Regions from separate parts of the Homo sapiens genome. Here region 2 is linked to region 1. A link is an interaction called in ENCODE POLR2A ChIA-PET data of the cell type or tissue named here. Cell type or tissue: PC-9. All regions are shown on one strand. Each heading gives the region's core, and the rest is flanking DNA. Links, peaks and the distances in the headings are about the cores only. Region 1 holds the start of LINC02569 (long intergenic non-protein coding RNA 2569). Region 2 holds the start of NRM (nurim).

Region 1 (17,153 bases), core at 7,344-9,843:
GCAGGAATAACCTGTGCCTCAAGCTGCAAACAGGATCCATAAAATAGCCAAAAGACAGTGTTCGGGGTGTAACTAAACTTATGAGGCAAAGAGGAGAGACTGGGAGAGGACTGAGAGGAAAACCAGGTGTGAGGCTGTCATGCAAAGCAGGTCCCTTGGGGTCACCACCTGTTGTTCACCAGGGCTCAGGATAAAAGCCAGAATATCGCATGCTATGGGTTAAGAAATAGGCTTTTGAGGGAATTTTCAATTCAGTGTCAGCAAGTAAAGAGAAAGCATGAGTCCAATTCCTTTTATTTTTCCATAGAAGAGCAAACCAGGCACACTACTGGACATGCAGGTGGAGGGGAGGGATGAGGCAGTGTGTTATTGCTCTCCATTATGAGTCAAGCATGAGAGCAGCCTTATCAATGAAGAGGCACACAAACAGCGTAGGCACCTAGCACTCTTGATTAGAGTGTCAGTTATTGACAGGTTGTGCTAACCTGACTTCTAAGATGGTCTCCAGTGATCCCCCATCTTAGTATTCGAGTCTTTGTGGAATCCTTCCCACCTTGAGTTTGGTATGGACCTTGTCACTTAATTCTAACCAATGGAATATGACAAAGGTGAAAGTCTATCATATCCATGAGTAGACAATAAGAGTTTGTGGCTTTTATCTTGCTAGCAGACTCATTTACTGACTCAAGTAATCAAGCTGCCATGTTAAGGAGGTCCATGTGGTGAGGAACTGAGAGTGCTCTCAACTCAACATTCAAGAGGAACCAAACCTTCAGTCCTACCACCCTTCGTGCTTCCTACCAACAACTAAGTTAGTGAGCTTGGAAGCTCATCCTTTCCTAGTTGAGTCTTCAGGGAAGACCCCAACTATGATTGCAGCCTTGAGGGGCCCTGAAGAGAGGACCCAGCTATGCTGTATTGAATTGCTGTCCTTCAAATATTGTGAGATAATAAGGGTGTGTTGTTTTAAGCCACTTATTTTAGGACAATTTTTATGCTGTAATGATAACTAATATACAGGAGATGTTCAAAAATACAAGCTACCCAGGAACTGGAGACCTAGGGGCCCATGGCTAGTCACACGTCCCTCTGCCAGGAGTGAGAAAAACACCCCTGGTTCCACTGGATTCTAACTTTTGGAAACCCCACTCACTGGAAGAAGAGGGAGCCCCAGGTTCTAATGAGTTTGTTTTTCAGGCAACCCAGAATGACCTCCCAGCATCATTTCCAGACAGTGTGGCTCCTGACATCACAAATATAGTAGAATAACACCAAACTGAGTAAATAGGACAGTAGGCTGCAGACCCCCTCATGTGCCAATGATCTTTATAAAGACTTAAAACCTCACTATGCATAGAGTTGATAAAGGCACCAAATGAACCAGAGAAAGGAGACTCAAGTCAAGAAAATGTATCTCAACTAGGAAATGTTTTTGTGACCACAAAGGGGAGGAACCAGGAAGTTGTGGTAAACTGTAGCGGAAGTTAAAGCTAAAAAAAAAAATGAGAGAGAACCAGTGAATTTAAAAATACTTAACAGACATAATGACAAAAAGTAGTAAGTACATCTCTTTGGATCGTGAGAAAGAAGATCAGGAATGAAAGATCTAGCTGGGCCTTCCCCCACCCTCCCCAGCCTTGGTTCCCTGATTAGTGCTCCAGGCCTCTCCAGGGCCTGACACTCAATCTTCTCTTGGGAACTAATTATGGCAATGTACCACGAGGTACTGTTCCTCAGACTAAACGTGGTTTTTTGTTTGTTTGTTTGTTTTTTAGACAGGCTCTCACTCTGTCACCCAGGCTGGAGTGCAGTGGCACAATCTCAGCTCACTGCAACCTCTGCCTCCCCAGTTAAAGCAATTCTCCCACCCACTTCAGCCTCCCCAGTAGCTGGGACTACAGGTGCACGCCACCATGCCCTGCTTTATTTTTATTATTATTATTATTATTATTATTTGTATTTTTGGTAGAGACGAGGTTTCACCATGTTGGCCAGGCTGGTCTCAAACTCCTGGGCTCAAGTGGTCTGCCCGCCTCAGATTCCCAAAGTGCTGGGATTACAGGCATGAGCCACTGTGCCCAGCGTAAACGTGGTTTCTTATGTTTTTAAATTCCCCTTGAAAATATTCTCTTGTGACCAAAAAAGACCCTTGGGTGTACAGAGAATAGGTTTTGTCATAACTGTAACTAATGTGAGCTTCCACTAAAAACCCAAGATACAAATATATTCACAACTTTATTTTTCCAGTGATCCATTCTAATACCTCTTGGGGCTTCCTGTGAAATGTCTAAGCACCCCACAGCCAAAGGGTACACTCGTAGTCCCCTTCAGTGCTAAGAACAGAAAAGAAGCTGTTGCTTTTCTCTGCTATAGGTGTTGCTGTTGAAAATTCATCCCACACAATTGATGGAGATAATTTTCACTGCTTTAGTCACCTAAACAGGCCTTGCTGATCCACATTCCTGTTCAGATTACTAGGATTCTCTAAGGGAGGGATGATTGTTGAAGCTGAGTGATGGAAACACTTTGCTATTCTTTCTAATTTTTTATAAATTTTAAGTTTTCAATAATAAAAAGTTAAAAACCAAAAATTAAAAGAATCTGACAGGCCAGATATGGTGGTTCACGCCTGTAATACTAGCACTTTGGGAGGCTGAGGCAGGAGGATCGCTTGAGGCCAGGATTTCGAGGCTAGCCTGGGCAACATAGTGAGACACTATCTCTACACAAAAAAAATTTAAATTGAAAACAAAACGGCATTCCGGCTCCTTGGAGAAACGGTCGATTCTAGGACTGGGGCATCCTATGATGTCAGAAAGTATTTACATGCTCGATTAAAAGGTGAGAACCATATCAAAGGGACACAGGAGCCAACTGGAAATAATTCCAATAGTTAAAATGGAAACAATTTGAGCAACAAAATAAGTAATAATGGAATTGGATTATAACCCATAGAATAAAATAAGTATCCATTAGCCCATATTGATAAAAGAAATTCTTAAATAAATAAATGGGAAGATGTGGCAGTACTTTTTCACAGAAGAATTCATTAGCAAAGCCTAACGGTGTGGCTAGCCTGCGTCATGACAATGGTTGGGAGAAGCAGCAAAATAGCAGACTAGCCAGAAATTTAAAAGGGAAATCAAAGGAACAAAACAGACAAAGAATGCCTTAGTAAAATACCATTTAACTTTGGTAGTTTAAAAAGCTATGTGCAGCACACAGGGTTATAACTGCTTAGAAGAGAGACTTGAGAAGGCTATAGGAAGCTACTCCTCCCTGCAACTAAATATGAGGTCTCAGAAATAAAGAGAAAGCCATGGCTCACTTGTAAACTCTCTGAACTTTGAAAGTACCCTCCAAATCACACACAGCTCCAACAGCAGGGTTAGAAGCCTTACTGGCTTAAGGCATTTAAGCACAAACTCTAACAGATCACTGGCTGACCATTAAGCTATGCTGATCCAGGGGCAACCCCTAAGAATTCAGGCTTAAAAATAAAAATAAGAATTAAAAAAGGACGGGAGGCTGAGGCAGGAGAATCGCTTGAACCCAGGAGGCAGAGGTTGCAGTGAGCCGAGATCACGCCGTTGCACTCTAGCCTGGGCAACAAGAGTGAAGCTCTGTCTCAAAAACAAAAAGGAACCTGAGCAGAAATATCTGAGCAGAAATATCTGAAGCCTCATACTGCATACTGCAAGGGAAAAGGACTCCACTGAATTAGTACAGGCAAGTCACTATAAAAATATCTGAACCCTCATACTGCAAGGGAAAGGGACTCCACAGAATTAGTACAGGCAAGTCACTATAAAAACAAACAAAACAACAACCACCTTCACCCCCAAGAGAAAGAAATTGGAATCCAGAGCTAGCATATATTGTCTAAAATTTTCAGTTTTCCAAAAAAGTTACAAAAGGGCAAAGAAATAGGAAAATGCAATCCATTTGCAGGGAGAAACAGTCAATAGAAATTGTCGGCCAGGCACGGTGGCTCATGCCTGTAATCCCTGCACTTTGGGAGGCTGAGGTGTGTGGATCATTTGAGGTCAGGAGTTCGAGACCAGCCTGGCCAACATGGTGAAATCTGTCTCAATAAAAATACAAAAATTAGCTGGGCATGGTGATGCACACCTGTAATCCCAGCTACTCGGGAGGCTGAGGCAGGAGAATTGCTTGAACCACGGAGTCAGAGGTTGCAATGAGCTAATATCATGCCACTATACTCCAGCCCTGGAAATGGAGTGAGACTCTGTCTCAAAAAAAAAAAAAAAAATTGATTCACACCTAAACATTAATATATTATACTGAAACTATTACCAGCCAAAAATAGAAATGACATCTTAAAAGCAATGAGAAAAAACTCATCTCATACAAATACACTCATACACACAGACACAATAATCTTAATAGCTAACCTCATCAGTAACAATGGAGGTTAGAAGGCTGTAACATGGGCTGGGTGCCGTGGCTCATGTCTATAATCCCAGCACTTTGGGAGGCTGAGGCAGGCAGATCACGAGGTCAAGAGTTCAAGACCAGCCTGGCCAACATGGTGAAACCCCATCTCTACTAAGAATATAAAAATTAGCTGGGTGTGGTGGTACATGCCTGTAATCCCAGCTACTCGGGAGGCTGAGGCAGGAGAATTGCTTGAACCCGGGAGGCGGAGGCGCAGTGAGCCAAGATTGTGCCACTGCACTCCAGCCTGGGCAACAGAGCAAGACTCTGTCTCAAAAAAAAAAAAAAATTAAAGAAGACAGTAACATATGCAAATTTGGGGGTTAGTGGGGAGAAGCTAGCAATCAAGAATTTTACATCAAGAAAAATTATCCTTCAAAACTGAAGACCGGTACAGGGACAGTGGTTTGCACCCATAATCCCAGCACTTTGGGAGGCCAAGGTGGGAGGATCGCTTGAACCCAGGAGTTCAAGACCAGCCTGGGCAACAAAGTAAGACCCTGTCTCTGCAAAAAAAAAAAAAAAAAAAAAATTTAGCCATGTGTGGTAGTGCACACCTGTAGTCCTAGCTACTCAGGAGGCTGAGGCAGGAGGCTCTCTTAGGCCCGAGAGATTGAGGTTGCAATGAGACATGATCATGCCACTACACTCCGGCCTGGGCAACAGAGCGAGACCCTGTCTCCAAAACCAAAATTTATTCTAAAGAAAACAAAAAGAGAAGCCAACATGAACATATTCTTACATAAACAAAGACTAGGGAGATTTATCTCTTGCAGATATGTCTTACAAGAAACACTAATGTAATACTAAAGTAAGTTCTTCAGACTGAGAAGAAATGACACCAGATAATAATCCCAATCCAATGAAAAACAATTATTGTATGTCAATTAAAGATAAAACTTGTAGCTAGGCACAGTGGCGCACACCTGTAATCCCAGCTACTTGGGAGGCTGAGGCACAAGAATCACTTGAACCCAGCAGGTGGAGTCTGCAGTGAGCCAAGATCACACCACTGTAGTCCAGCCTGGGCAACAGAGCAAGACTCCATCTCAAAAATATTACATTAAAAAAAGTAAAATTTGTAAAAGAAACAAACAGCATCAGAAAAAATAATATGTTGGTAATTATTTTTTAAAAACTAAAAACTAAAAACTACAAATCTCTTCTTTTTCTTTTTCTTTTTTGAGAGACAAGGTCTCACTCTCTCACCCAGGATGGAGTGCAGTGGTTTGACCATCGCTCACTGCAGCCTCAAATCCTGGACTCAAGTGATCCCCTCACCTCAGCCTCCTCCTGAGTAGCTGGGACTACAGATGCACACCGCCATGCCTGGCTCCTTTTCATTTCTTAACTGTTTTAAAAGAAATTACATAAAACAACAATTATAAAATTACAGTGTTGGGTTTGTAACATCTAAAGATAATGTGTGTGTATATATGCACTCACACACATATGACAATAATGGTACAAAGGATAGGGAAAAGATGGAGTTACATTGAAACAAAGGAACCACATCAGATTGTAAGTCCAATCCACAAGAACAAATCATCAGAAACACTAAATAAGTTTCATACGAAAAACTTTAAGTGTATTTTACTAATTTCTTCTCTTAATTTTTTAAAAGACGTAGAATTTGGCTGGGCACAGTGGCTGACGCCTGTATTCCCAGCACTTTGGGAGGCCGAGGTGGGTGGATCACCTGAGTTCAGGAGTTCCAGACCAGCCTGGGAAACAGGGCAAAACCCCGTCTCTACTAAAAATACAAAAATTAGCTGGGCATGGTTGTGCTCACCTGAAATCCCAGTTACTCAGGAGGCTGAGTTGGGAGGATCTCTTGAGCCTAGAAAGCAGACGTTGCAGTGAGCCGAGATCATGCCACTTCACTCCAGCCTGGAGTACATCCCTACACCCCCTCAGGTTCAGTCTGAACTGAACAGGGGATACCTGTGAAAGGAAAATAAATCTTGGGGCCCGAAAATCACTAAGCTAAAGGGAAAAGTCAAGTTGGGAACTGCTGAGAGCAAACCTACGTCTCATTCTATTCGGTCACTCCTCTGCTTACTGAGATAAATGCTATCTGATTGCCTCCTTTGGAGAGGCTAATCAGAAACTCAAAAGAGGCCGGGCACAGTGGCTCACACCTGTAATCCTAGCACTTTGGGAGGCCGAGGCGGATGGATCACCCGAGGCCAGGAGTTCGAGACCAGCCTGGCCAACATGGTGAAACCCCGTCTCTACTAAAAATACAAAAATTAGCTCAGCGTGGTGGCACATGCCTGTAATCCCAGCTATTCGGGAGGCTGAGGAATGAGAATCGCTTGAACCTGGGAGGTGGAGGTTGCAACAAGCCAAGATCGCACCACTGCACTCCAGCCTGTGCAACAGGAGCGAGCCTCCATCTCAAAAAAAAAGAAACTCAAAAGAAAGTAACCATTTGTCTCTTATCTACCTATGACCTGGAAGCCCCCTCGCCACTTGGAGTTGTCCCACCATTGCTTCAAGTTGTCCCGCCTTTCCAGACCGAACCAATGTTAATCTTACATATGTTGATTGATGTCTCATGTCTCCCTAAAATGTATAAAACCAAGCTGTGCCCTGACCAACTTGGGCACATGTCATCAGGACTTCCTAAGGCTGTGTCACCGACACACATCCTCAACCCTGACAACATAAACTTTCTAAATTAACTGAGACCTGTCTCAGATATTCAGGGTTCACACTCCCCTGGACCCCCTGACTTTCTTCAGGGCACTGGCCACTTTCTTGTCTGTCTTTGGACACTCTCCTCTAGAAGTCTTTGAAATTCTTGAGGCAGGAAGGACCAATTCCCAGCCCTGAATCTTGCATAAAGTGGGTCCTTTTTAAATGGAAATACGGCTACTCCTCAAAGGAAGGCTAGGAATTTTGCTCTGTGTGACCCTAGTCGTAGTTCTTCACAGAGGGCTCCATTTCACTTGCCTTTCCTTCTGCTTTTTTCTTCACTCGTTTCCCCACAGAGCAAGACAAAAGAAGCCGGCAAGGATGGCTCTGGTCAGGGTCTGCCTTCAGCCACCCAAATGGGATTGCAAAGAGGAGGACAGGGATGGAAAGGGGAAAGTTTGATTTGGTTTGGTTTGCTTAGTCTTTCTATTGGTACCACTTCCTTATCCCAACCTCATCATCTTCCCCGATCCCTACCAACCCACTGCAGGCATATGAGCCCTAAAATCTGGGAAAGGCTTTTTTCCCTAGGGGCCCTGGCCTCACAGACTTGCCCAGGGGGGTAAATTCTCAGTGGCTCAGTGGCACGTGCCTCACGTCCTCACCGGCAGCCTAGATAGATAGATAGATAGATAGATAGATAGATAGATAGATAGATGATAGATAGATATATAGTTTTTTTTTTTTTTTTTTTTTTGAGACGGAGTTTCGCTCTTGCCGCTGCCCAGGCTATAGTGCAATGGCGCCATCTCGGCTCACCGCAACTTCCGCCTCCCAGGTTCAAGCGATTCTCCTGCCTCAGCCTCCCGAGTAGCTTGTATTACAGGCATGCGCCACCACACCCGGCTAATTTTGTATTTTTAGTAGAGAGGGGGTTTCTCCATGTTGTTCAGGCTGGTCTCGAACTCCCAACCTCAGGTGATCCGCCTGTCTTGGCCTCTCAAGTGCTGGGATTACAGGGGTGAGCCACCGCGCCCAGCCGGGAGCCCCTATTTTAAGGACGCTATTGCTGTGGAGGAGTAACCCCACTTTTAGGAATCCTTTTCCGTGCGAAAGGCTGTTTGAGATCAGGCGCAACAACTTCTCCCGCTCAGGTTACCCTCAGAAAGGCTATGGACCCCGGACTCCGCCCCAGATTGCATAACAACTGAGGGGTGGGTCCCTATTTCCTCTCTGGGATCTGTAGCCAATCATTCACGAGGTAAACAGAACGACCGAGTTTCTCTCAGCCGAGAACTGTGGCTGCCCCTCCGGTGAAAACAGAGGAAGTGGGAGCGGCAGGAAGCGCTTTGGGACCAGGGCGACCCCTGAAGCGTAGAGGAACCAGGTCACAAGCATACGTGAATGCTCACATTCCATAGTTATCAAATGTATTCAGGTTTAAATTTTACTTTTCTAGAAAAAATGTAAATAATCCGTTGAGAATATTTAATGAAAAATGTTGGTCGTATCTTTATCTGGTCTGCGGCTCTGTCCCTGTTTCCTGGATAGGAGACTACGTCTGTATCTTGTATCACAGGAGGCACCTTCTTCCTGTTTCCTGGCACAGACTTGTAAGTGAATTTCCTGCCCGCCTCCGCCCACAGCGTAAGCCGCGCTGGAACAGCTCACTTATTGCCCCAGATGTATGTGGAGTAACCGCCTTCAGTTTCCTGGTTCTGAGTTTCCGTGTTACTCAAGCAATGCTTCTGCTGAATTTGTCTTTTTTTTTTTTTTGAGACAGAGTCTTGCTTTGTCGCCCAGACTGGAGTGAAATGGCGTGGTCTCGGCTCACTGCAGCCTCCACCTCCTGGGTTCAAGCGAGTCTCCTGCCTCAGCCTCCTGAGTGTGCAACTTATCTTTTTATTTTATTTATTTATAATTTTTTGGCTAATTTTGGCTATTTTGTGTCTGTGTGTGTATTTTTAGTAGACATGGGGTTTCACCATGTTGGGCAGGCTGGTCTCGAACTCCTGACCTCAGGTGATCCGCCCACCTCGGCCTCCCAAAGTGCTGGAATTACAGGCGTGAGCCACCGCACCTGGCCTATTTATTTATTTATTTATTTGTGACTGAGTCTCGCTCTGTCACCCAAGCTGGAATGCAATGGCGTGATCTCGGCTCACTGCTACCTCCACGCCCCAAGTTTAAACAATTCTCCTGCCTCAGCCTCCCGAGTAGCTGGGACTACAGGTGTGCACCACCACATCCAGCTAATTTTTTGTATTTTTAGTAGAGATGGGGTTTCACCATGTTGGTCAGGCTGGTCTCGAACTCCTGACCTCAAGCGATCCACCCACCTTGGCCTCCCAAAGTGTTGGGATACAGGCGTGAGCCACTGCACCTGGTTGAATTTCTCCTTTTAATTGGAGGTTTCATTTTATTTTTCTTTATTTATTTTTTTGAGACGAAGTTGCACTCTTGTTGCCCAGGCTAGAGTGCAGTGGCGCGATCTGGGTTCACTGCAACCTCTGCCTCCCAGATGCAAGTGATTCTCCTGCCTCAGCCTCCTGAGTAGCTGGGAATACAAGCACCCACCACCATGCCCAGTTAATTTTTGTACTTTTAGTAGAGACAAGGTTTTGCCATGTTGGCCAGGGTGGTCTCAAACTCCTGAGCTCGTGATCTGCCCACCTCAGCCTCCCAAAGTGCTGGGATTACAGGCGTGAGCCACCGTGCCTGGTCTCGTTCTTTATTTTTTATTTTATTTTTTGACACCAGATCTGCTCTGTTACTCAGGCTAGAGTGCAGTGGCATTGAGAGGTGACAACCTGCTAGCAGCCCTTGCTTGCTCTTGGCGCCTCCTCGGCCTCGGTGTCTGCTCTGGCCGGGCTCGAGGAGCCCTTCAGCCCACTGCTGTGCTGTGGGGGCCCCTCTCTGGGGCTGGCTGAGGCCGGAGCCGTCTCCCTCTGCTTGGGGGGAGGTGTGGAGGGAGAGACGCCAGTGGGAACAGGGGCTGCGCGTGGTGCTCCCGGGCCAGTGGTGTTCCGGGTGGGTGCGGGCTAGGCAGGCCCTGCACTGGGGGCAAGGTTGGCGTCGCCTGCTGGGCTTGATGGGGGGGTGGGGGAGGAGCGCCCTCTGGGCTGCCGGAGTGCCCCACTAGGCGCGGCAAAGTCCCGGGAGTGCCATTGAGAGGTGAAGCCAGCTGGGCTTCTGGGTCTGGTGGGGACTTGGAGAACTTTTGTGTCTAGCTAAAGGATTGTAAATGCACCAATCAGCACTCTGTGTCTAGCTAAAGGATTGTAAACACACCAATCAGCACTCTGTGTCTAGGTAAAGGATTGTAAACGCACCAATCAGCACTCTGTGTCTAGCTAAAAGTTTGTAAATGCACCAATCACCACTCTGTGTCTAGCTAATCTGGTGGGGATTTAGAGAACTTTTGTGTCTAGCTAAAGGATTGTAAACTCACCAATCAGCACTCTGTGTCTAGCTAAAGGATTGTAAACACACCAATAAGCACTCTGTCAAAACGGACCAATCAGCTTTCTGTAAAATGAACCAATCAGCTCTCCGTAAAATGGACCAATCAGCTCTCTGTAAAATAGAACAATCAGCAGGATGTGGGTGGGGCCGGATGGGGGAATAAAAGCAGGCCACCCAAGCCAGCGGCGGCAACGTGCTCGGGTCCTCTTCCACACCGTAAAAGCTGCTTTGTTCTTTTGCTTTTTGCAGTAAATCTTAGTGCTCCTCACTCTTTGCGTCTACGCTGCTTTTATGAACTGTTAACACTCACTGTGAAGGTCTGCAGCTTCACTCCTTAAGCCAGCGAGACCACAAACCCACTGGGAGGGATAAACAACTCCAGACGGGAGGAACAAACAACTTCGGGTGCACCACCTTTATGAACTGTAGCACTCACTGTGAAGGTCTGCAGCTTCACTCCTGAGGCCAGCAAGACCACGAACCCACCAGAAGGAACGAACAACTCCAGATATGCCACCTTTAAGGGCTATAACACTCACCGCGGAAGTCTGCAGCTTCACTCCTGAAGTCAGTGAGACCATGAACCCACCAGAAGGAAGAAACTCTGGACACATCTGAACATCTGAAGGAACAAACTCTGGACACACCATCTTTAAGAACTGTAACACTCACCGCGAGGGTACACGGCTTCATTCTTGAAGTCAGCGAGACTAAGAACCCAACAATTCCGGACACAGCATGATCTTGGTTCACTACAACCTGGATCTCCCAGAGTCAAGCAATCCTCTCGTCTCAGTCTCCCAAGTAGCTGGAACTACAGGTGTGTGCCACCATGCCCCACTAATTTTTGTATTTATTGTAGAGACGGTTTCAGCATGTTGCCCAGGCTGGTCTCCAACTCCTGGACTCAAGTGATCCTCTCCACCTAGGCCTCCCACAGTGCTGGGATTACAGGAATGAGCCACCACGCCCGGCCTAATTGGAAGTTTTAGAGTGCAGTGGGGATCACGTGCGTAGAGGTTACTGCTGCCTTAATTAAAGGAGACAACATGTTTCATAAAACTTGGAAATTGTAGAGGGTGTGGGGAACCACTCAAATTCAGAATATCAAAACAGAACTTTATTTTTTGTGTATTTGTTGCCAATCTTTTTCCCTACATATGTAATGTTTGTTTGTTTGACATGACTACCATTTCTGTTTTCATAATATGTTTAATACTTTTCCTCCACTTAACAAACATGGCTACGATTTGCCAAGTTGCTGATCATCCTTTTTTTTTTTTTTTCGAGACAGAGTTTCACCCTTGTTGCCCAGGCTGGAGTGCAGTGGCAGATCTCAGCTCACTACAACCTCTGCCTGCTGGGTTCAAGTGATTCTCCAGCCTCAGCCTCCCAAGTAGCTGGGATTACAGGTACCCGCCACCACTCCTGGCTAACTTTTGTATTTTTAGTAGAGACAGAGTTTTGTCAGGTTGGCCAGGCTGGTCTCAAACTCCTGACCTCCAGAGATCCACCCGCTTCAGCCTCCCAAAGTGCTGGGATAACAGGCGTGAGCCACTGAACCTGGCCCAGATCATCCTTTTAAGTGTTCTTTTTCATTTGTAGGTTTAACATTGGCTTTGGGGTGAGAAAGAAACCAAGACTCACCCAGAGTCATAAGCCCAACAAGAGAATGGGTCTGTCTGGGCTAGCCCTGGGCTACTGGATGAGCAGGGTTGGCCTTTTCATTCTCTGAGTCTTCGTTTCTCTGGCCTTTACATTTCTCTGGAGGGACTTTTCATTTTCTCTGGAAACCAACTCCAAGTGCACTTTTCCAGAAGGCATTTTTGTAATGCCTGGTTGGCTGCATGCGACCTCTGGTTTTCCTCCTTCACCCTTTCCTGCTCAGTCACTGCATTTTCTGTTCTCAAAAGAACCCTCTCATATAGCACGTGCAGAGAGCAGTAGCGAGTCAGGCTGTCCCGCGGTGTGTGTCCGGACTCCTGTGTGCTCTGGCAGTGGGGCCAGTGGGCTGGGAAGAGTTGCAGGAGAAACCCAGTGGGAGAGAAAGACTCCAACCTGGGAACCTCGGGGCATCTGGTAGCGCCAGAATGACTTTCCAAAATTTTGGTTGGGGCAGTCACAGGCCCCTGCTCGCCACGGTGGCCTCTGGCAAAGAAACACATGTGGGGCAGACAAGAGGGATGCTCGCCAATCTCCTCTGAATTTTGCAACCCTGTGTGTTAAAAACAGGTATTTCTGGTCTTTAAAGACACTTGGAAAAGACAGACTTGTTGAATACTTAGAAAGGCCAAGCCACAGCCAGAAGCTTGGTGTCTGGGATCCATCATCTCTAAGGTTTTAAAAGCATCTTGCTGGAATAGGAACAGCTCCGGTCTGCAGCTCTCAGCAAGACCAACACAGAAGATGGGTGATTTCTGCATTTCCAGCTGAGGTACCTGGTTCATCTCATTGGGACTAGTTGGACAGTGGGTGCAGCCCATGGAGGGCGAGCCAAAGCAGGGCAGGGCATCGCCTCACCTGGGAAGTGCAAGGGGTCAGGGGATTTCCCTTTCCTAGCCAAGGGAAGCCGTGACAGACTGTACCTGGAGGAACAGTACACTCCTGCCCAAATACTGGGCTTTTCCCATGGTCTTCACAACTGACAGACCAGGAGATTCCCTCCCGTGCCTGGCTCGGTGGGGCTCATGCCCATGGATCCTTGCTTACTGCCAGTGCAGCAGTCTTAAGATTGGCCTGGCATGCTGCAGCTTGTTGGGGGGGTGGGAGGGCGTCCGCCATTCCTGAGGCTTGAGTAGGCAGTTTTATGCTCACAGTGTAAACAGGCCGGGAAGCTTGAACTGGGTGGAGCCCACTGCAGCTCAGCAAGGCCTACTGCCTCTCTAGATTCCACCTCTGTGGGCAGGGCATGTCAGAACAAAAGGCAGCAGACAGCTTTGGCAGACCTAAACGCCCCTGTCTGACAGTTCTGAAGAGAGCAGTGGTTCTCCCAGCATGGCATTTGAGCTCCGAAAATGGACAGACTGCCTCCTCAAGTCGGTCCTTGACCCCCGTGTACCCTGACTGGGAGACACCTCCCAGTAGGGGCCAACAGACACCTCACACAGGCAGGTGCCCCTCTGGAACAAAGCTTCCAGAGGAAGGATCAGGCAGCAATATTTGCTGTTCTGCAGCCTCCGCTAGTGATATCCAGGCAAACAGGGTCTGGAGTGGACCTCCAGCAAATTCCAACAGACCTGCAGCTGAGGGTCCTGACTGTTAGAAGGAAAACTAACAAACAGAAAGGAATAGCATCAACACCAACAAAAAGGACATCCACACCAAAACCCCATCTGTAGGTCACCAACATCAAAGACCAAAGGTAGAAAAAACCACAAAGATGGGAAGAAACCAGAGCAGAAAAGCTGAAAATTCCAAAAACCAGATTGCCTCTTCTCCTCCAAAGGATCACAGCTCCTCACCAGCAAGGGAACAAAACTGGATGGAGAATGAGTTTGACAAGTTGACAGAAGTAGGCTTCAGAAGGTTGGTAACAAACTTCTGCGAGCTAAAGGAGGATGTTCAAACCCATCGCAAGGAAGCTGAAAACCTTGAAAAAAGGTTAGACAAATGGCTAACTAGAATAAACGGTATAGAGAAGACCTTAAATGACCTGATGGAGCTGAAACCCATGGCACGAGAACTACATGACTCATGCACAAGCTTCAGTAGCTGATTCAATCAAGTGGAAGAAAGGGTATCAGTGATTGAAGATCAACTCAATGAAATAGAGCAAGAAGACAAGATTAGAGAAAAAAGAATGAAAAGAAATGAACAAAGCCTCCAAGAAATATGGGACTATGTGAAAAGACCAAATCTACATTTGACTGGTGTACCTGAAAGTGACGGGGAGAATGGAACCAAGTTACAAAATACTCTTCAGGATGTTATCCAGGAGGACTTCCCTAACCTAGCAAGGCAGGAAAACATTCAAATTTAGGAAATACAAAGAACACCACAAAGATACTTCTTAAGAAGAGCAACTCCAAGACACACAATTGTCAGATTCACCAAGGATGAAATGAAGGAAAAAATGTTAAGGGCAGCCAGAGAGAAAGGTCGGGTCACCCACAAAGGGGAGCCCATCAGACTAACAGCGGATCTCTCAGCAGAAACCTTACAAGCCAGAAGAGAGTGGGGGCCAATATTCAACATTTTTAAGAAAAGAATTTTCAAACCAGAATTTCATATCCAGCCAAACTAAGCTTCATAAGTGAAGGAGAAATAAAATCCTTTACAGACAAGCAAATGTTGAGAGATTTTGTCACCACCAGGCCTGCTTTACAAGAGCTCCTGAAGGAAGCACTAACCATGGAAAGGAACAACTGGTATCAGCCACTGCCACTGCAAAAACATGCCAAAGTGTAAAGACCATTGACACTATGAAGAAACTGCATCAATTAATGGGCAAAATAACCAGCTAACATCATAGTGACAGGATCAAATTCACCCATAACAATATTAATCTTAAATGTAAATAGGCTAAATGCCCCAACTGAAAAACAGACTGACAAATTGGATAAAAAGTCAAGACCCATCGTTGTACTGTATTCAGGAGACCCATTTCATGTGCAAAGATACAAATAGGCTCAAAATAAAGGGATGGAGGAAGATCTACCGAGCAAATGGAAAGCAAAAAAAAAATCAGGGGTTGCAATCCTCGTTTCTGACTAAAAAAAAAAAAAAAGATTTCAAACCAACAAAGATCAAAAGAGAGAAAGAAGGGCATTACATAATGGTAAAGGGATCAATTCAATAAGAAGAACTAACTATCCTAAATACATATGCACCCCAAACAGGAGCACCCAGATTCATAAAGCAAGTCCTTGGAGACCTACAAAGAGATTTAGACTCCCACACAGTAATAATGGGAGACTTTAATACCCCACTGTCAATATTAGACAGATCAATGAGACAGAAGGTTAACAAGCATATCCAGGACTTGAACTCAGCTCTGGACCAAGGGGACCGAATAGACATCTACAGAACTCTCCACCCCAAATCAACAGAATATACATTCTTCTCAGCACCACATCACGCTTATTCTAAAATTGACCACATAATTGGAAGTAAAACACTCCTCAGCAAATATAAAAGAACAGAAATCACAACAAACTGTCTGTCAGACCACAGTGCAATCAAATTAGAACTCAGGATTAAGATTCACTCAAAACTGCACAACTACATGGAAATTGAACTACCTGCTCCTGAATGACTACTGGGTAAATAATGAAATGAAGGCAGAAATAAAGATGTTGTTTGAAACCAATGAGAACAAAGACACAACATACCAGAATCTCTGGGACACATTTAAAGCAGTGTGTAGAGGGAAATTTAGAGCACTAAATGCCCACAAGAGAAAGCAGGAAAGATCTAAAATCAACACCCTAACATCACAATTAAAAGAACTAGAGAAGCAAGAGCAAACACATTCAAAAGCTAGCAGAAGGCAAGAAATTACTAAGATCAGAGCAGAACTGATGGAGATAGAGACACAAAAAACCCTTCCAAAAAATCAGTGAATCTAGGAGCTGGTTTTTTGAAAAGATCAACAAAATTGATAGACTGCTAGCAAGACTAATAAAGAAGAAAAGAGAGAAGAATCAAATAGACACAATAAAAAATGATAAAGGGGACATCACCACCAATCCCTCAGAAATACAAACTACCATCAGGAATACTATAAACACCTCTACACGAATAAACTAGAAAATCTAGAAGAAATGAATAAATTCCTGGACACATACACCCTCCCAAGACTAAACCAGGAAGAAGTTGAATCCCTGAATAGACCAATAACAGGCTCTGAAATTGAGGCAATAATTAATAGCCTACCAACCAAAAAAAGTCCAGGACCAGACGGATTCACAGCCAAATTCTACTGGAGGTACAAAGAGGAGTTGGTACCATTCCTTCGGAAACTATTCCAATCAATAGAAAAAGAGAGAATCCTCCCTAACTCATTTCATGAGAACAGCATCATCCTGATACCAAAGCCTGGCAGAGACACAACAAAAAAAGAAAATTTAAGCCAATATCCCTGATGAACATCAATGCAAAAATCCTCAATAAAATACTGGCAAACGAAATCCAGCAGCACATCAAAAAGCTTATCCACCATGATCAAGCCGGCTTCATCCCTGGGATTCAAGGCTGGTTCAACATATGCAAATCAATAAATGTAATCCATCACATAAACAGAACCAACGACAAAAACCACATGATTATCTCAATAGATGTAGAAAAGGCCTTCGACAAAAATTCAACAACCCTTCATGCTAAAAACTCTCAATAAACTATGTATTGATGACATATTTCAAAATAATAAGAGCTATTTATGACAAACCCACAGTCAATATCATACTGAATGGGCAAAAACTGGAAGCATTCCCTTTGAAAATTGGCACAAGACAAGGATGCCCTCTCTCACCACTCCTAGTCAACATAGTGGTGGAAGTTCTGGCCAGGGCAATCAAGCAAGAGAAAGAAATAAAGGGTATTCAATTAGGAAAAGAGGAAGTCAAATTGTCTCTGTTTGCAGATGACATGAC
Region 2 (8,036 bases), core at 5,431-7,930, 180 kb after region 1:
TCTCCTTCAGTCCATGGATTTGGGCCTCTGGCATGAAGCAGCCAGGGCCTGGATGTTAAGGATTTAGAATTCAGTGGGAGAGGAAGAACAGGGCTTGTAACCAGAGTGAGCTCCTCACTCTGCCTCCCCATCCTGGGGCCGAGAGAGCAGGTGGAGTTTTCTTTGTAGCTGGGCCCGGAGGTAGCGGAGGTCTTGCTGATCAAGCCCGTGAGCCAGGCCCAGGTAGAGGGTAAGGAGGAAAGCAAGGAGGAGACGGTCCGTGCCCAGGGTAGGCACCACCCACAGCACTGTCAGCAGCTCCACACACACTGGGTGGCGCAGGTGGGAGAAGAGTCTGAGAGCCCGGGGAGACTTCAGGGCCAGAGGCTCGCCCAGCCCCAGCACATGGTAGTATACCTAAGAGAGGGAGAAGAGCTTAGAAATGGAGTCAAGCCCTTTTCTCATCTTGGGCACTTCTTTCCTCCTCTTCCAGGCACCACCCTTCTAGAACTCAGGCCCAGGAACCCCCCTTCTGAGACTTGGATCCCTGATCCTGACTTCTGATCCATGTACCTTCCCCAGGCCCAGGAGGCCCATGCTTGCTGCCCTTACGAGGGAAAGTCAAAGGGAAGGGCCACGAGGGAGAAGCAGGGAGACAGTAGAAGAGCATGGGAGGAGGGAAACCCTTGAAAGGGAACGAGGAGTTCTAAAATGGGTCAGAGGTCATAGGTAGGGATCTCGGAGCCTCACCTGTTTGAGGCCCATGAGCTCAGCATAGTCAAAGACGAGAAGGATGCTAAAGATGAGGAGCCAGGAGATGACATGGAGCACAAAGCAGAGGAGCGGCACCCAGGTGGCCCATGGCTCAGCCCGAGCCTCCCACAACACAGGGCCTTTGGGTATGGGCTCCCAGTACCGCATCACCAGCTGTGGAAGGATAAGGGGCTGGGTATCCCAGTGGCCTAGTCTGCCCGACCTTGGGAGACCCAGACCCAGATCTGCCCCCACCACAGGCTAGCCTGCAACTCTCCCCCACCTCTCTCCTAAGCATCACCACCAAATATTCACCATGTGGAGGGTGCGTGCTGGGTGAGGTCCCAAAGATGTAAGGATGGCCTGTCTCTACCCTGAGAACTTATAGAATAGATGGGGTGACCTGATAGCTACGCAAAGTAGTAGCCTGTGCCAACCACCCAGTGAAAAGACAGACAAGGCCTTCTCTTCAGACCTAGGGAAGTGGTTTTGAAGAAAGGGTAGGACTGAAGAGAAGGGATCTCAAGCAGGACATAAACAAAGTTGCAGAGGTGAGAAGCATATCTTGTGCTTAGGGAAGGACAAGTACACCCTTCTTGATAAAAAGTAGGATATGTGCTGTGGAGGAATGGAAGCTGAGATTAGTTCCTCAATTCTCCTCCTGAACCCATATTTTGCCCCTCCAATCCACGGCACCCCTCCCACACTTGGTCTCCCTTGGGGACTCAACTGCCAGGATTTCATACCTGCAAGGCCAGGGCCTCATACCTGCAAGGCCAGGGCAGTGCAGGCCACATACAGTGACCTCTGAAGGACCCCAAAGTACCGGGATGTCCATGCCTTCACTCTTTCAGCTGCCATGAGGCTGTGCTGCCCAACAAATAGAAGCAGGAGCCCCAGATCCCATGCCAGGGGGGCAAGGATGCTGCGGTCCTGCAGGGCAGCCAGCCATCCCTGGCGGGCATCTACAGGAAGTTGAGGGAAAAAGAGACAAAAGATCGAAACAGTGGCAGAATGTTTCCCCCACCCTCATCTCCTCTTGGATCCCCAGGCCATGTCCCTTACTGCTTTCAAGAGCCTTAATGCTTCCTCTCTAGGCTGTGCCCATCTCACTTTTCCATCCCTAGTTTCTGCCCTCTTCCCTAGGCCTCCTGCAAACCTGGGGAAGAGGATTTATAGAACACCACATGTTAGGCAGTTGCAAAAAGCATGGCTGGAGAGGCCACGCTGGATTGCCCCTCTTACTTCGGTTCTCCAAATGCTCCTTCTTTTTAACACTCTCCTCTCAACAGTCCTCTCTACAAAACACTTTACTTAGAATACTCCGGTCACCGCCCTTTTCGGCTCCCTCAGTCCTCACTCTCCCGCCTCTCCAAAACTCTAATCCTTGAGTTCCTAATTTAGAACTCAGGTCTCCCTCCCCTGTAGCTTCTCGGCCGCTTTCAAGGTTCGAGTTCCCTCTCTTGGACTTCCCCTGTCATTTGTTTCCAAGCCCCGCCCTCAATCCCTCTCCTACGGCTCCACCTTCCTCCTCCCAGTTCATCCTCGATCCCTCCCGCTCACCCGGACCACCAGACTCCGGGATCCCTCCAAGAAGTGGCCGAAGGGAGGTAAAGCGCACGAACTCCACTCCGGTGCCAAAGGCCAGGATGAAAGAGGCGAGGGCAGCAGGGATCAGGAGCAGTGCAGGGGCCATGGCGAGAAATGGAGGGGTGGGGAAAGGGGCGGGGTCGGGATTCCCGCTGCCACAGGCCCCGCCCGCGGCCCCGCCCCCGGCTGAATCCAGCCCAGGAGGGCGGGGCTCCTGCACGCCACCGCCAGGCTTCCGGCCCGCCTGGCGCAGCCTTCCCCATCCAGCTGTGGATCCGTCCTGGGATGCGTGTCCCGGCCTGCTGTCTCTCCGTCACAGAAGGGAATGTTAGAATCCCGAGAGAGAGCTGTTAAGGGTAGCGGCTCTGCAGCCGCTCACGTGGGTTGAATCTCAGCTCGTCTAGTTTTCCCATCTAAAATGAAAAGTTACTGTTTTACCACAAAATAAATTAATGTATGGAATACATTGTACAGAATACAATATACAGAATAAATTCTGTAACTTACTATAAAGTTGAGTTGTTGACTGGCCAGTTGCTAAGAATGGCAAATAACTTCTCTGTAAATACTGAAAGGTTTGTTGTAATAGTGCCAGAGATTGTTGATTAGTAACCACGAGAATAAACATGTTAAAATATTTGTGATAGTAACCTTTGTCAGAATTAAAGATCATGCAGCTAAGGACCTTGTCACAGTAGACGTACACATAGTAGGGACCTTAGATATCATTAGACTAATTCCATCAACTTATAGATAGAAGAAACAGGTCCAGAGAGATAATTGCCTGAGTTAGGAAGCTGCTAATCCTGTAGGCTAAGGGACCAGATAATTGCTGAGCAGCCTCTCGCAGGCTTTACATTCCTTCTCCGTCTCCTGGGCTCAGTACTCCCACCCTCCTCTGAATCAATGCTGTTGTATGCTGTACCAGACATCTTATGTTTTCCCTTGAATTCAGTCTCCACCCTGCTTTCTGCTTCAGTAAGTTGTCCCAAATGGACGGTATCAATGAAAGTCACAGTTTTTATTGAGAAAGTCCTCTCGCCGGGCGCGGTGGCTCACGCCTGTAATCCCAGCAGTTTGGGAGGCCGAGGCGGGTGGATCACGAGGTCAGGAGATCGAGACCACGGTGAAACCCCGTCTCTACTAAAAATACAAAAAAAATTAGCCGGGCGCGGTGGCGGGCGCTTGTAGTCACAGCTGCTCAGGAGGCTGAGGCAGAAGAATGGCGTGAACCCGGGAGGCAGAGCTTGCAGTGAGCCGAGATCGCGCCACTGCACTCCAGCCTGGGCGACAGAGCAAGACTCCATCTCAAAAAAAAAAAAAAAAAAAAAGAAAAGAAAAAAAAAAAAAGAAAGTCCTCTCTACACGACTGCTCTGTCCTCATCTTTTTGAGCTTGGAGGTGATCACAACAGAGCTGTGGGTACTAAGGCACTGCACTATTCTTTCTGATTTCCCTACACCCTGCCTACTTCTTTGTAATTATCACTTTATTAAACTCTCCCCCAAATTATCCTAATTTCACTGTGCTATTCATTTCCTGCTAGGACCATGAATAGAGACACTTACCACACAAAGCAATGTGCTACAAGCTATGGGGTTCATTGGAAGTGTAAGAGGCCAGACTCGGTGGCTCACGCCTGTAATCCCAGCAATTCGGGAGGCTGAGGTGGGTGGATCACTTTAGACCAGAAGCTGGAGACCAGAATGGCCAACGTGGTGAAACCCCATTTCTACTAAAAAATTTTAAAAATTAGCTGGGTGTGGTGGTATGCGCCTGTAATCCCAGCTACTTGGGAGGCTGAGGCAGGAGAATCCACTGGGTGATGGAGCAAGATTCTGTCTCAAACAAAAAAATAAATAAATAAAATACAAGGAAGTGTAAGAAAAGATCCCTAATCTCTAGATGTTTAACCTGAGGCATTTAAATAGTACCACTCATGAAGAGGGAGTGTAGCTGAGTGCTACATGGTGCTCTACAGACAGCAGGTATGGTAAGAAATCAAGGTCTCTGGCTGGGCGCAGTGGCTCACAGCTGTAATCCCAGCACTTGGGAGGCCGAGGCAGTTGGATCATCTGAGGTCAGGAGTTTGAGACCAGCCTGGCCAACATGGTGAAACCTCGTCTCCACTTAAAAGACAAAAATTAGCCAGGTGTGGTGGCAGGAGCCTGTAATCCCAGCTTCTCGGGAGGCTGAGGCAGGAGAATCGCTTGAACCCGGGAGGTGGAGGTTGCGATAAGCTGAGATCTCGCCACTGGACTCCAGCCTGGGTGACAGAGTGAGACTCCGTCTCAAAAAAAAAAAAAAAGGAGCTGGGCGCGGTGGCTCATGCCTGTTATCCCAGCACTATGGGAGGCCTAGGTGGGTGGATCACGAGGTCAGGGGTTAGAGACCAGCCTGACCAACATGGCGAAACCCCGTCTCTACTAAAAATACAAAAATTAGCCGGGTGTGGTGGCACACACCTGTAGTCCCAACTACTTGGGAGGCTGAGGCAGGAGAATTGCTTGAACCTGGGAGGCGGAGGTTGCAGTAAGCCGAGATCGCGCCACTGCACTCCAGCCTGGGCAACAGAACAAGACTCCATCTCAACAACAACAACAAAAAAAAAAGGAGCCGGGTGCAGTGGCTCACGCCTGTAATCCCAGCACTTTGCGAGGCCAAGGTGGGTGGATCACCTGAGGTCGGGAGTTCGAGACCAGCCTGACCAACATGGAGAAACCCTGTCTCTACCAAAAATACAAAATTAGCTGGGCGTGGTGGTGCATGCCTGTAATCCCAGCTACTCAGAAAGCTGAGGCAGGAGAATCACTTGAACCCGAGAGGCGGAGGCTGCAGTGAGCCGAGATCACGCCATTGAACCCAGCCTGGGCAACAAGAGTGAAACTCTGTCTCAAAAAAAAAAAAAAAAAAATGGAAAGAAAGAAATCAGGGCCTCCGGGACATGGACAATTTTAGAGTATGAAAGCTTTGAGTTGTGCAAGGGGACTAATATTTATCTGGGTCATACTGTCTGCCACCCCCACAATGGCTGTGCTTAATGTATATTATGAGATTAGATATGTTTAATAGCCAGCAAAATGCTTGGCAAATCTCATGCTATTTCTACTACACCAAAGTTTTCCAAACTTAAGTATTACTTACATGCAGAAAAGTGTACATAAGTAATCAACTATTTTTTAAAAATTGAAATTCATGCAACATAAAATTAACCTTTTTTTTTTTTTGAGTTGCGGTCCAGGCTGGAGTGCAGTGGTATGATCACAGCTCACTGCAACCTCGAACTTCTGGGCAAATGGTCCTCTTGCCTCAGCCTCCTGAGTAGTTGGGACTACAGGCATGCGCCACCACATTCAGCTAACTTTTTATTTTTTGTAGTGATGGGGTCTCACTATGATACCCAGGTTGGTCTCAAACTCCTTGGCTCAAGTGATCCTGCTGCCTTAGCCTCCCAGGGTGCCACCATGCCTTGCCTAACCACTTTATTGTATTTATTTATTTATTTATTTTTGAGACAGAGTTTCGCTCTTATTGCCCAGGCTGGAGTGCAATGGCGCGATCTTGGCTCACTGCAACCTCCGCCTCTTGGGTTCATGTGATTCTCCTGCCTCAGCCTCCCAAGTAGCTGGGATTACAGGCGCCCACCACCACATCTGGCCAATTTTTGTATTTTTAATAGAGATAGGGTTTCACCATGTTGGCCAGGCTAGTCTCAATCAAACTCCTGACCTCAGGTGATCCACCCACCTTGGCCTCCCACAGTGCTGGGATTACAGGCGTGAGCCACCACACCCGGCCTAGCCTAACCACTTTAAAGAGAATAATATAATGGTATTTAGTACATTAGTATATTAGTAATAGGTACAACCACCACCTCTATCTAATTTCAAAACATTTTTTTTTTGAGATGGAGCTTTGCTCTTATTGCCCATGCTGGAGTGCAATGGCTGATCTCCGCTCACTGCAACCTCTGCCACCCAGGTTCAAGCAATTCTCCTGCTCAGCCTCCCAAGTAGCTGGGATTACAGGCATGTGCCACCACGCCTGGCTAATTTTGTATTTTTAGTAGTGACAGGGTTTCACCATGTTGGTCCAGCTAGTCTCGAACTCCTGACCTCAAGTGATCCACCTGCCCCAGCCTCCCAAAGTGCTGGGATTACAGGCATGAGCCACCACGCTGGGCCTTCAAAACATTTTCATCACCCCCAAATAAAACTCCATACCCATGAAGTTACTCCCCATTTTCTCATCTCCCCCACCCCACAGCCACTGGCAACCACAAATCTGCTCTTGTTCTCTATGGGTTTACCTATTCTGGATATTCCTTACATGTGTAATCACATAATATGTGTTCTGTTTCTGGCTTTCCTTCACTTAGCAAAATATTTTGATATTCATCCTCAAAATATTGTAGCATATATCAGTATTTCATCCTTTTCTATGGTTGAATAATATTTGATTATATGGATATATCACAATTGTTTATCCACTCATTTGCTGATGAATATTTGTGTTGTTTCCACCTTTTTGGCTATTGTAAAAAGTGCTGATATGAACACTCACGTACAAGAATTTGTTTGAATAACTGTTTTCTTTTCCTTTTTTTTTTTTTTTTTTGGAGACAGAGTCGTGCTCTGTTACCCAGGCTGGAATGTAGTTGCACAATCATGGCTCATTGCAGCCTTGACCTCCTCCCACCTCAGCATTCCAAGTAGCTGGGATTACAGGCATGTGCCACCACACCTGGCTAAATTTTTTTTTTTTTTTTGAGAGAGAGTCTTTCTCTGTCACCCAGGCTGGAGTGCAGTGGCATGATCTCAGCTCACTGCAACCTCTGCTTCCCGGGTTCACGTGATTCTGCAGCCTCAGCCTCCCCAGTAGCTGGGATTACAGCCACATGCCACCATGCCCAGCTAATTTTTTTATTATTATTATTATTATTTTTTGAGACAGAGTCTCCCTCTATAGCCAGGCTCGAGTGCAGTGGCATGATCTTGGCTCACTGCAAACTCTGACTCTCTGGTTCAAGTGATTCTTCTGCCTCAGCCTCACGAGTAGCTGGGACTACAGGCGCACGCCACCACGCCCAGCTAATTTTTGTATTTTTAGTAGAGAGGGGGTTTCACCATGTTGGACAGGATGGTCTTGATCTCCTGACCTCATGATCCACCCGCCTCAGCCTCCCAAAGTGTTGGGATTACAGGCGTGAGCCACCAGGCCCAGTTAATTTTTTTTTTTTTTTAGACGGAGTTTTGCTCTTGTTGCAACGGCATGATCTTGGCTCACCACAATCTCCACCTCCCAGGTTCAAGTGATTCTCCTGCCTCAGCCTCCGGAGTAGCTGGGATTACCGGCATGCACCACCACGCCCAGCTAATTTTGTATTTTTTAGTAGAGACGGGTTTCTCCATGTTGGTCAGGCTGGTATCGAACTCCTGACCTCAGGTGATCCAACCACCTTCGGCCTCCCAAAATGCTGGGATTACAGGCATGAGCCACCACACCCGGCTAATTTTTGTATTTTTTAGTAGAGATGGGGTTTTGCCATGTTGGCCAGGCTCGTCTTGAACTCCTGACCTCAGGTGATCTACCCACCTTGCCTCCCAAAGTGCTAGGATTATAGGCGTGAGCCACCGCACCTAGCCCATTTTTGTATTTTTTGTAGTGACAGGGTTTTGCCATGTTGCCCAGACTGGTTGCCCGTGAAGTCCTGGG

Evidence for each region. Peaks named below come from ENCODE experiments on the same cell type or tissue, not always from the same donor. Only the 100,000 strongest peaks of a DNase experiment are listed, where the experiment ranks them.
Region 2: POLR2A ChIA-PET joins it to region 1 with 35 read pairs; 7 of 35 experiments call an interaction of 5 or more read pairs at or near these places.

What each region holds. Positions count from the first base shown.
Region 1 is chr6:30,507,901-30,525,053 of GRCh38, forward strand. LINC02569 (long intergenic non-protein coding RNA 2569) reads left to right here and starts at 8,366. Exons shown (of 2, transcript NR_149088.1): 1 at 8,366-8,711; 2 at 10,813-11,680. RefSeq lists enhancers at 6,170-6,947, 10,050-10,549. In PC-9, for the core only: no CTCF peak of the experiment used is centred there; DNase peaks (open chromatin) are centred at 8,331 and 8,761; H3K4me3 peaks cover 1,308 bases; H3K27ac peaks cover 1,852 bases.
Region 2 is chr6:30,688,547-30,696,582 of GRCh38, forward strand. NRM (nurim) reads right to left here and starts at 2,438. Exons shown (of 4, transcript NM_001384369.1): 1 at 2,296-2,438; 2 at 1,501-1,697; 3 at 730-906; 4 at 1-396. The coding sequence starts at 2,428. The coding sequence ends at 115. In PC-9, for the core only: no CTCF peak of the experiment used is centred there; a DNase peak (open chromatin) is centred at 6,985.